Regions from separate parts of the Mus musculus genome. Here region 2 is linked to region 1. The links are chromatin contacts, found by Hi-C or POLR2A ChIA-PET in ENCODE. All regions are on one chromosome and are shown on one strand. Each heading gives the region's core, a stretch centred on a gene start or an enhancer-like site at or near the end of the contact. The rest is flanking DNA. Distances are from core to core; before and after follow the strand shown.

Region 1 (4,104 bases), core at 591-3,090:
GGGGGGGGGCTGAGGAAAGGCGAATGCAGACCCTTCATGCCCTTCTGTCGTCCTCCCCCCTCCCCACTCGGCCGAAAGCTCCGGTGCAGAAAGCACTCGGTCCCCCTGGGCTTCTTGGATTATCGCTGAGGTGGGAAGAACAGGGAAAGCCTGGGGTAGGGTGAGCCGCACCGCCCCCCCTGGCCAGGAGAGGAGCGGAACCCCGCCAGACCTGTGACAGTTGCCTTCCAGAGAGAGCCTGGGACCTGGCGTTCCCAGTCCTGAGCTTGATGCGGGCAGCACCAGTTCTTTCTGGAGCAGGTGCCCTCTTCTCCCGCTAATTCCAGGGCCTCTGTTTTGGAGGCTCGGTCTGGATTGCCTGCCTTTTTAACTTAGCCGGAAAAGCCCCCTTGATTCCCGCGGTTTCAACTTCCTGGGTCTGTTAGGGTCAACTGGCCAGAAAGCTATTTTGCATGCGGCTATTCTCTAAGACCATGGGGGAACGGTTGGCTTGAACATCTATTTTAATTTTAGTTACTTTACTTCAGGCCTATCTGGGTCTAGGGAAATGCTTACAGACGAGGAGCAGGAAGAGAGCAAATTATTTTAGTCTGTGGATACGGGAGGCACGTTCCCAACAGGTCCTGGCCACTGGGCTGATGGGTATCAAGAATTGTGTAATTGGCTTCGGAATCAATCCGAAATAGTCCCTGCCTCCAATTCCACTGTTTGAAGCCAATCTCCATATACTGTTGGGACGGACTAACAAGATTAGCTCTCGAGAACTGTGGACTTTCTGTTTGGGATGAAAAAAATTAACTATAACAATTAGGCCAATTATTTTCGTTTCGTTGAATTAAAAAATAACACTGAGTATTGCTTTTTGGCTTGGACGGAAAATCTTGGGGTGCAGCAGCATTCTGTGGATAGAAGCTTTGCTTTCTGCCTCCCATGGGACGAGGTGTGCCCATATCTCAGGGCGACCTCCCTGTAGTCCCCCTCCCACTTTACAGCACCTCATTCCACGCGGCCCGTGGCGATGGAGGTTTATTCTGCCTGGAACCTCTTTTCCTGGGCGAGTAGAGGCTTCTGAAGAGCCGCCCGTGACAGCTGCAGAACCGGCGCTCCGCAGGGCTGGGCATCGCAGCAGGGATGGGCCTGGGCGGGGGAGCTCGGGTCTCCTCCAGCCACGGCCCGCAGCCAGATACAGCTTCGGGCTATAGCTGCAGCACGCGGTTGTCCGATTTATTCACAGCAGGTATTACCGTGAGTTTCCTCTTTGGAGCTGGGGGAGCGGACTCCTTCTCGGAATCCTTCCCCTCCCTTCCCTCAGTGGGCAGGTCAGTAAAGTACCCAGGGAGAGGGAAAGGGGGGGGGGGGCACTAGGGAACAGTGGGACTTTAGCTATTTCTCAGCCCAATCCTTAAATGTCTGTCGGAACAGCTGGGGCGAGGTGTCAGGGAACCCCAGGAGTTGAGACACCCTGGAATGGGGCGTCTTCAACTCTCAAGTGACATCCATTTTTTAGGAGGATGAAGGACGGTTCTTGAGGTGGGGAAATCCCAGCTGTCAGCTCTGCCAGTCTAAGGTGTGCAAGGGGGCTGGCAGGCAAAGGAAGCCACGTTTGGGCACCTCAGCTTGGCAGGTCTGCGGTTGTCAGAGACCGCCCACTGATGCCCCTGCGAGCCCCTCGCGACGCCTGGTCCTGCAACACGCTAGGCAGGGTGCGGGGCGGAGCTAGGCAGGGACTGGCTGGGGGCTGCCCCGCCCGGCGCCTGGGCCTCCGCGCGGCGCCGGCCCCCGGGGAGGAGTTATGATAATTTCCTTCCCATTAAGGCGTTCGGGTCCCCCGGCTATCGCCGGGACACACTGTGAGGGTGAGGCTTCTCCGGTCCACGGCTGCGGCCTCTACACACCCACGGCGACCACATCTCTGTGCACAGCCACCGATGCGCGTCCAGTGACTGGGACAGCAAGGCCGGCGCGCGCGGCGGGGGCGGCGGCAGACGCCTGGCCACCGTGACCCCGATTGTGGATTTACCGCTCGGGGGGTGGGGGGAGCCTGGATTTAACTGGCGACTATTTTGGGGGACGCCGGACGCCATGTTGTGGAAAATAACAGATAATGTCAAGTATGAAGAGGATTGCGAGGTGAGCGGGGGCTAGGGAACGTAGCCCCGCCGGCCCGAGCGGGGTCCCAGGGCTGCTGGCCAAGGCTGGGGACGTTTGCGCGGAGCCCTCGCCTTCGGGAGGGATGAGGGCCAGTCTTCGGCCATCTCCTGGGCCCCTTGTTGAATCTGGTCTTGTCTCTCGGGGACAAGGCCTGGCAAGAGCGTGGCAAACCCACCCGCAGAACTCAACTGTGGGTTCCTACGAAGCGCACGGCCCTCCTTTCCATTTTCCCCGAAGAGCGCCCTGTCTCCGGGTCTCAGACGTGGCTTTTTTCCCACGAAGTCTGTCCAGTGTCCACGGAAGCTTCCCTGCCAGCGACACCTTTGAGGAGTCTCCTCCAAGGAAGGCTTGTCACCTGCCCCGCTACCTCCTCGAGAAAGAAAAAAAAAAAAAGAAAGAAAGAAAAGAAAAGTCCAAACAACTGCAACCTGGTTTTCAAGAGAAGTGGGGGTTGGGGACTGTGGGGTGGGGGTGAAGCCAGATGGGGCCTTGAGCGCTCGCGAGTACTCTAGCCTGTCGGACAGGTTGAGCTAGAGTTTCGGAGAGTAGGAGGGAGGGAGGCGGCGAGCGGGAAGAGGAAGAAGATTCAGGCGGCGCGAGGCGAGCACCGGGGAACGTGGGGAGGAGAGGCCGGCGGCCAGGCTGCGGGAGCGCACCGCACCCGCACGACCTCGAGGGGCTGCCCCTGCGTGCATGCCCGGGCGGCTTCCGCTAGGGGGCGACAGTGCCCCGCTCCTGTGTCCCTGCTACCCTTCTGACCCCTGGGACTGATGAAGACACATCTTTTAGGAATTAAGTCTGACCGCCTTGGGGCGAGGGGACGTGCGCAGGCAAAGGTTGCCCAGTTTGGCAGAGTCTTTTCATTCCTTCTCTACACCGGGATGTGTGAGAACCTTGACCATGGCCGGGCTGGAAGACCTCACTTCCTAAGGCGCAGAAGGCACGGGCTTGGCTAGCAAGGATCACAGCTCCGATCCCGCGTGTCGGCTCCCGGTCTCTCCGGACGACATTACTATGAGGCCTTACCTGAGAGTGTCACTTCCGCGGCGCGGCCGCCTCTTAAGGGAGTGAGAGGGGGATGATCCTTGGGGCGGGGAAACGCGCCCTTCGTCGGCGTTGCGCATTATCCGCGCTATTTGCGCGCCGCAGCGACATGGGAGGAGGGTTGTTGAACGAGGGCGCTGTGCGCCGAGGTCGCCGCACGCCGAACCCCTGGGGCACGGGTAACCGGACTGTGGCGCGGAACGCGCTCTTGGCACCTCCAAGCGACGCAGCGCGGGAACCTTCGCCAGAGGGCTCGAAGGATTCGTCCCCTCAGGTCTTAGACCGATAGGCTCACAACGAAGTCCGGGGAGCTCATTGTCCCCGGGGGCTCTCGGGCTCTGGGGCGGATCGAGACGGGTGGTGTGAGCTTGGTGGGGCGCATAGGTGCCCCTCTCCTGGCTTGCTTGTTCGCTGTAGCAGGGTTTCGTACTAACCGGGTCTCTCCTGTTTCTCTCCCAGGATCGCCACGACTCGAGCAGTAATGGCAACCCTCGCATCCCTCACCTCTCCTCTCCGGGACAACATCTCTACAGTCCCGCGCCGCCTCTCTCGCACACCGGGGTTGCAGAGTACCAGCCGCCTCCTTACTTCCCGCCGCCTTACCAGCAGCTGGCATACTCGCAGTCCGCCGACCATTACTCGCATCTGGGAGAGGCTTACGCTGCCGCCATGAACCCCCTGCACCAGCCTGCGGCCACCGGCAGCCAGCAACAGGCCTGGCCGGGTCGACAGAGTCAGGAGGGCTCTAGCCTGGCCTCGCACCACAGCCGCTCTGCAAGTCTAATACCCCATATTTCAGGGCTGGAGGGGGGCTCGGTGAGCGCCCGGCGGGAAGTCTACCGCCGGTCCGACCTGCTGCTGCCTCACGCGCACGCCCTGGAAGCCGGCCTGGCTGAGAACCTGGGGCTG
Region 2 (4,104 bases), core at 781-3,280, 94 kb after region 1:
CTATAGCTAAGGCCAGCCTTGAACTCTTGGTAATCCTCCTGCCTCAGTGCAGTGTACAGTATTATCATGTGTGCAGATTGTATGTGTATAGTACTATCACGTATGCAGATCACATGTGTACAGTACCATCGTGTGCACAGATCACATGTGTATAGTACCATCTGTGTAGAGATAGTAAAGTATTATGTGTGCAGATCACATGTGGACAGTACCATCATGTATGCAGATCACATGTGTATAATACCATCATGTGTGCAGATTGTATGTATACAGTATCGTCATGTGTGCAGATAGCACATGTACAGTATCATCATGTATGCAGATCACATGTGTACAGTACCACCACACGTGCAGATCACATGTGTGCAGTATCATCATGTATGTAGATCACATGTGTACAGTATCATCATGTGTGCAGGCTGTATGTGTAGAGTATCATCCCCAGATGCTGTCTTCTATGATGCTCGTTTCTCAGTGCCCTGAGATTGTGTCATTTGTGTATGCTCTAGCGTTTCTCACTCATCGCTTATGGCAAACTTGTGCTCTGCCTCGTGTTCTCCCATGTGAAATGCGGGCATGAATTTCCTGCCTTGGATACAGAGTTTAAGTAATTTCTTAGAAATAAAAACACCGAGATAAAAAGTGTACATCTTAAAAGATTTCAGCGAATATTCTAGAACTCAGTGCCACGTGCACTTGCCGTCAAGGGATGGTGTCCCCTGCGGTGCCAACGCTGTGAGCTACTGTTCCTTTTCAATATCACAGCTCCGAAAGGCGTGAAGAGCGATGTCATTAGTCCATACTTCAGTTGCTTGGTTACTAATGAATTGGTGAGTGTTCTCATGCACGGCCCAGGCTCACTTCCTGAAATTCCATCTGCGGTTTAGCTTCCCTGCTTGGCTGCTGTGTGTCTTTGGCCATCTTTTATTGTTCAGTAGGACTCTTGTCTATTTGAAAAGTGTTTTGTTTTGTTTTGTTTTTTTCTTTTAAGTTTTGCAAGACAAGTTTTCTCTGTGTAGCCTTAGCTGCCCTAGAATTCACTCTGTAGATCACACTGGTCTTAAACTCGGAGGTCTGCCTGCCTTTACCTCTTACGTGTTTGAGTTAACCGTGTGCGCCACCATACCCTGATATTTGAAGAGTCTCAATCTGTTGAGTATCTTGGATTCCTCTTTCCCAGGGGAGGAGTGTTGGGAGGCCTGTGGAATCCAGGCAAGTACTACATCACTGAGAAATATTTTCCTTAATTAGCTGGGCATGGCAGGGCATGACTTTAATCTCACCAATCTGGAGGCAGAGGCAGGCATATCTCTGTGAGTTTGAGGCCAGCCTGGTCTACTAGTTCCAGGATAGCCAGGGCTACACAGAGAAACCCTGTCTTGTGGGGGAAAAAGTCTAATTTGTTATCCATGGAACCTCAGAGCCACCTGAGAGGAGACCTATTTACAGGATGAACAAATGACCCTGTGGCTATAAACCTGGCTTGGAAGTGCACGTGCCTGCCGGCTGTTTTTAATTTTTATTAAAATCTGTGAGCAGTTATTTAGCACCAATAGCCAGAAGTCTGAGTCATGAATGCATCTCCAGTTCAGGGACTTATTTCCTCCTTTAGCATTTCTCTTCCTTTGTATGGAGGCATGATGCAGACTCTTCTATCCCCCTCCCCCTAGTCCTCACAGCCTTCGACCCCCAATGGAGCTCTCTAGAAAGAATAGGCAGGGCCAGGAAACAGAAGGATTTGACCACAGGAACACAAACGTTCCTGAAAAACAAGTCAGGACTAAGGAAAACCCAAAGAAGTAGCAAGAAGTGTTTCCAAGAGTCAGTCATTCACCCATGCACCACGGGGAGGGAGGAGGGAGGGGGTTGTCCCAGCGCACAGAGGAGGCCGGGCATCTCCCTGTGACTGTGTGGGAGAGAGCTCCTGTGACTGAGGAGCGAACGTAAGAAAGCCACGTCCAGGGCGCCTGTGTGCATCTTCCTTTGGATCTCAGCTCTGCTCAAGTGAGGAGGAGTCAGGATGTGGACCAGAGCCTCCAAAGTCAACCCAGGATGTGCCTGCAGTGACTTCCTGCTGCCTTGCGCCAAGGATGTCAGGCGGTGAGTCAGAGCCCAGGTATTTTGGCCCAGCCGCTGTTTTGACAATAAGGGTGATTAAACAGACCGTTTATTTTTTTATTCCCCCCACCGCCCCTCCCCGCACTTCCAGAAGAGCTTTGTTCTGGGTCTTGACAAGAAAAGAGACTCCCAGAGGCAGAATGGTGCTCACAGGAAGCAAGTAAGAGCACCCTTGGGTGGGTGAATGGCTTCCCTGCCTGCAGCCCCTGAAATCTAGGTCTTGAAGAACAATTCAGAGAAGCTGACTTGAGTAGCAGCATGAAAGACTGGGTTAGGCACCAAGTGGGACTTCCTGCTCAGAGAGCTTTCTTCTTTCCCTGAGTAGGAGGCAGTTCGTTGAGAGGCTGTCTCCTGCCATGCGGTGAGACCTTTTACCTTGAGGTCTGGGTAGCACAGCAAAGATGTCAGGAAACAGAGGCAGGAGCCTGGGACGCATTTACCAGGGCATTGATGAACTGCTGTGCTCTGAGCTTGAGAGTACAGAGGAGAGAGAACAGACAGACGACCAGCAAGCTAGCCTAAAAGGGGTGAAGACAGGAAGCAGAGATGTGGAACTGGCCTGGGCGTGGGGGGGCAGAGGAGGCTCTGACAGAGCATCATGTGAGAACTAGTGATTCATTCTAGCTCACACAAACCCAGATGCAACCCCCCCCCCCCCCGCCTGCCTCCCTGGCTCCCAGAACAGACCTGTCACTGTGGCTTCTGGGCACAGGAATCACAGGCTGAAGCATCCCAAGGTGACAGGGTTATCTTGACCCAGGCCTGGATCTGCGACTCTCTGCACTTCCCTGAGCTTGGTGATCAGGCCTGATGGGCCCTTTCACGCCCAGGTCGGGGCCCAGTCTTTGTGGGGGGAGTAAAACTCTTCCAACTTGAGTCCTGGGTCTCAATTCAGGATCAGACACCTACTCAGGAACCTATCGGGATGTTAGTCAGGGGAACTCTCAGCCCTAGGTCCAGAGAGGGGAAGGAATGGCTCCAGGTAACATATTGGTGAAGGAAGCCCCAGAATGGCCAGTCCAGATATGAAGACACCGGCATGGGTCAGTGTCCAAGGCTCTTGTGGGGCTCTGACCTAGCTGCCAGTCCCTAGCCTTTGAGGTGTCAGCAGCCAACGTGCCCACATCTTTCAGGTTGCAGGTCCTATTTTCCGTCCCTATGAGCCTTGCCAAGTGTTTGAGGTGTCCTGCAGCAGGGAGGGAGGCTGGAGCATTCCTGGGGAGATGAGGGGGCTCCCCCAGCAGTGGGAACGCTTGTATTACCCAAGTGCAGCCTGTGACACTGTGACAGTGGTCACCCAGGTGGTACCTCCCATCAGCACCAGGTGCTTCCTGTGTTTGGGGGGGGTCGTAGCTAGAATCTTCGAAGGTTCCGTACCATTGACGGTCTGTAAGACTATCCTGGCACAGGCCAGGAAGCTATTGCAAATAAATGTATCACTTCCTTCTCAGACTCCAGCGTTTTTTTAGAATGATGCTAAAACCAACAATGCACACAACACGGGGAGAGGAAGGAGACAAGATGGTGGAAAAGGGAGAGTAGGCTCAGCGTGGTGGCTTTAATCGCCCGTTCATCTCAGCGCCTGGGAGGCAGAGGCAGGTAAATCTATGTGAATTCAAGGTCAGCCTGATACACACAGTGGGTTCTAGGCCAGCCAGGGCTATTCTACATTCCTTCCTTCCACCCAGCCTCCAATGCCATGTGAGAGACCCTGGGTACCTGTGTTACCCTCTGGTCTCCCAGTTTTCTTCCCTGCAGAGTGTGGCTGAGAAGACTGCCTTGGGGGTGTGAGGGGAGGGACCAGTGTGGGCTGAGAACAACCTGGGGCGAGACTGAAGCTTCAGAGGAGGGACAGATGCATTTGGTGGGGACCACTATGGGGCTTGGTCCCCTAGGTCTCAGAGCAAGGATGTGCTCTTCTGAAGGGGACAGACACACAGAGAGCTTAGCACCTCTGGGGATGATGGGGGGTGGTGGTGGAGGTGA

Evidence for each region. Hi-C counts contacts between places; a loop is a spot of excess contacts on that map. ChIA-PET counts read pairs that join two places held with the same protein, here RNA polymerase II (POLR2A).
Region 2: a map of mouse trophoblast stem cell shows a loop between it and region 1 (3-fold over the local background). The contact joins the enhancer-like site here to the promoter of Tfap2c in region 1. A Hi-C loop is called at or near these places in 1 of 37 maps with a recorded cell type or tissue (mouse trophoblast stem cell). POLR2A ChIA-PET finds 5 or more read pairs at or near these places in 2 of 5 experiments (Patski and embryonic stem cell).

The regions. Positions count from the first base shown.
Region 1 is chr2:172,547,753-172,551,856 of GRCm38, forward strand. Tfap2c (transcription factor AP-2, gamma) reads left to right here and starts at 1,841. Exons shown (of 7, transcript NM_009335.2): 1 at 1,841-2,130; 2 at 3,655-4,104. The coding sequence starts at 2,083.
Region 2 is chr2:172,642,001-172,646,104 of GRCm38, forward strand. No RefSeq gene overlaps it. Among named protein-coding and RNA genes, the nearest start is that of Gm36156, 20 kb to the right of the region's middle. Within about 2 kb of position 2,031, at least 1 of the 3 ENCODE cell types and tissues checked has a DNase peak (open chromatin) inside an H3K27ac peak, as active enhancers do.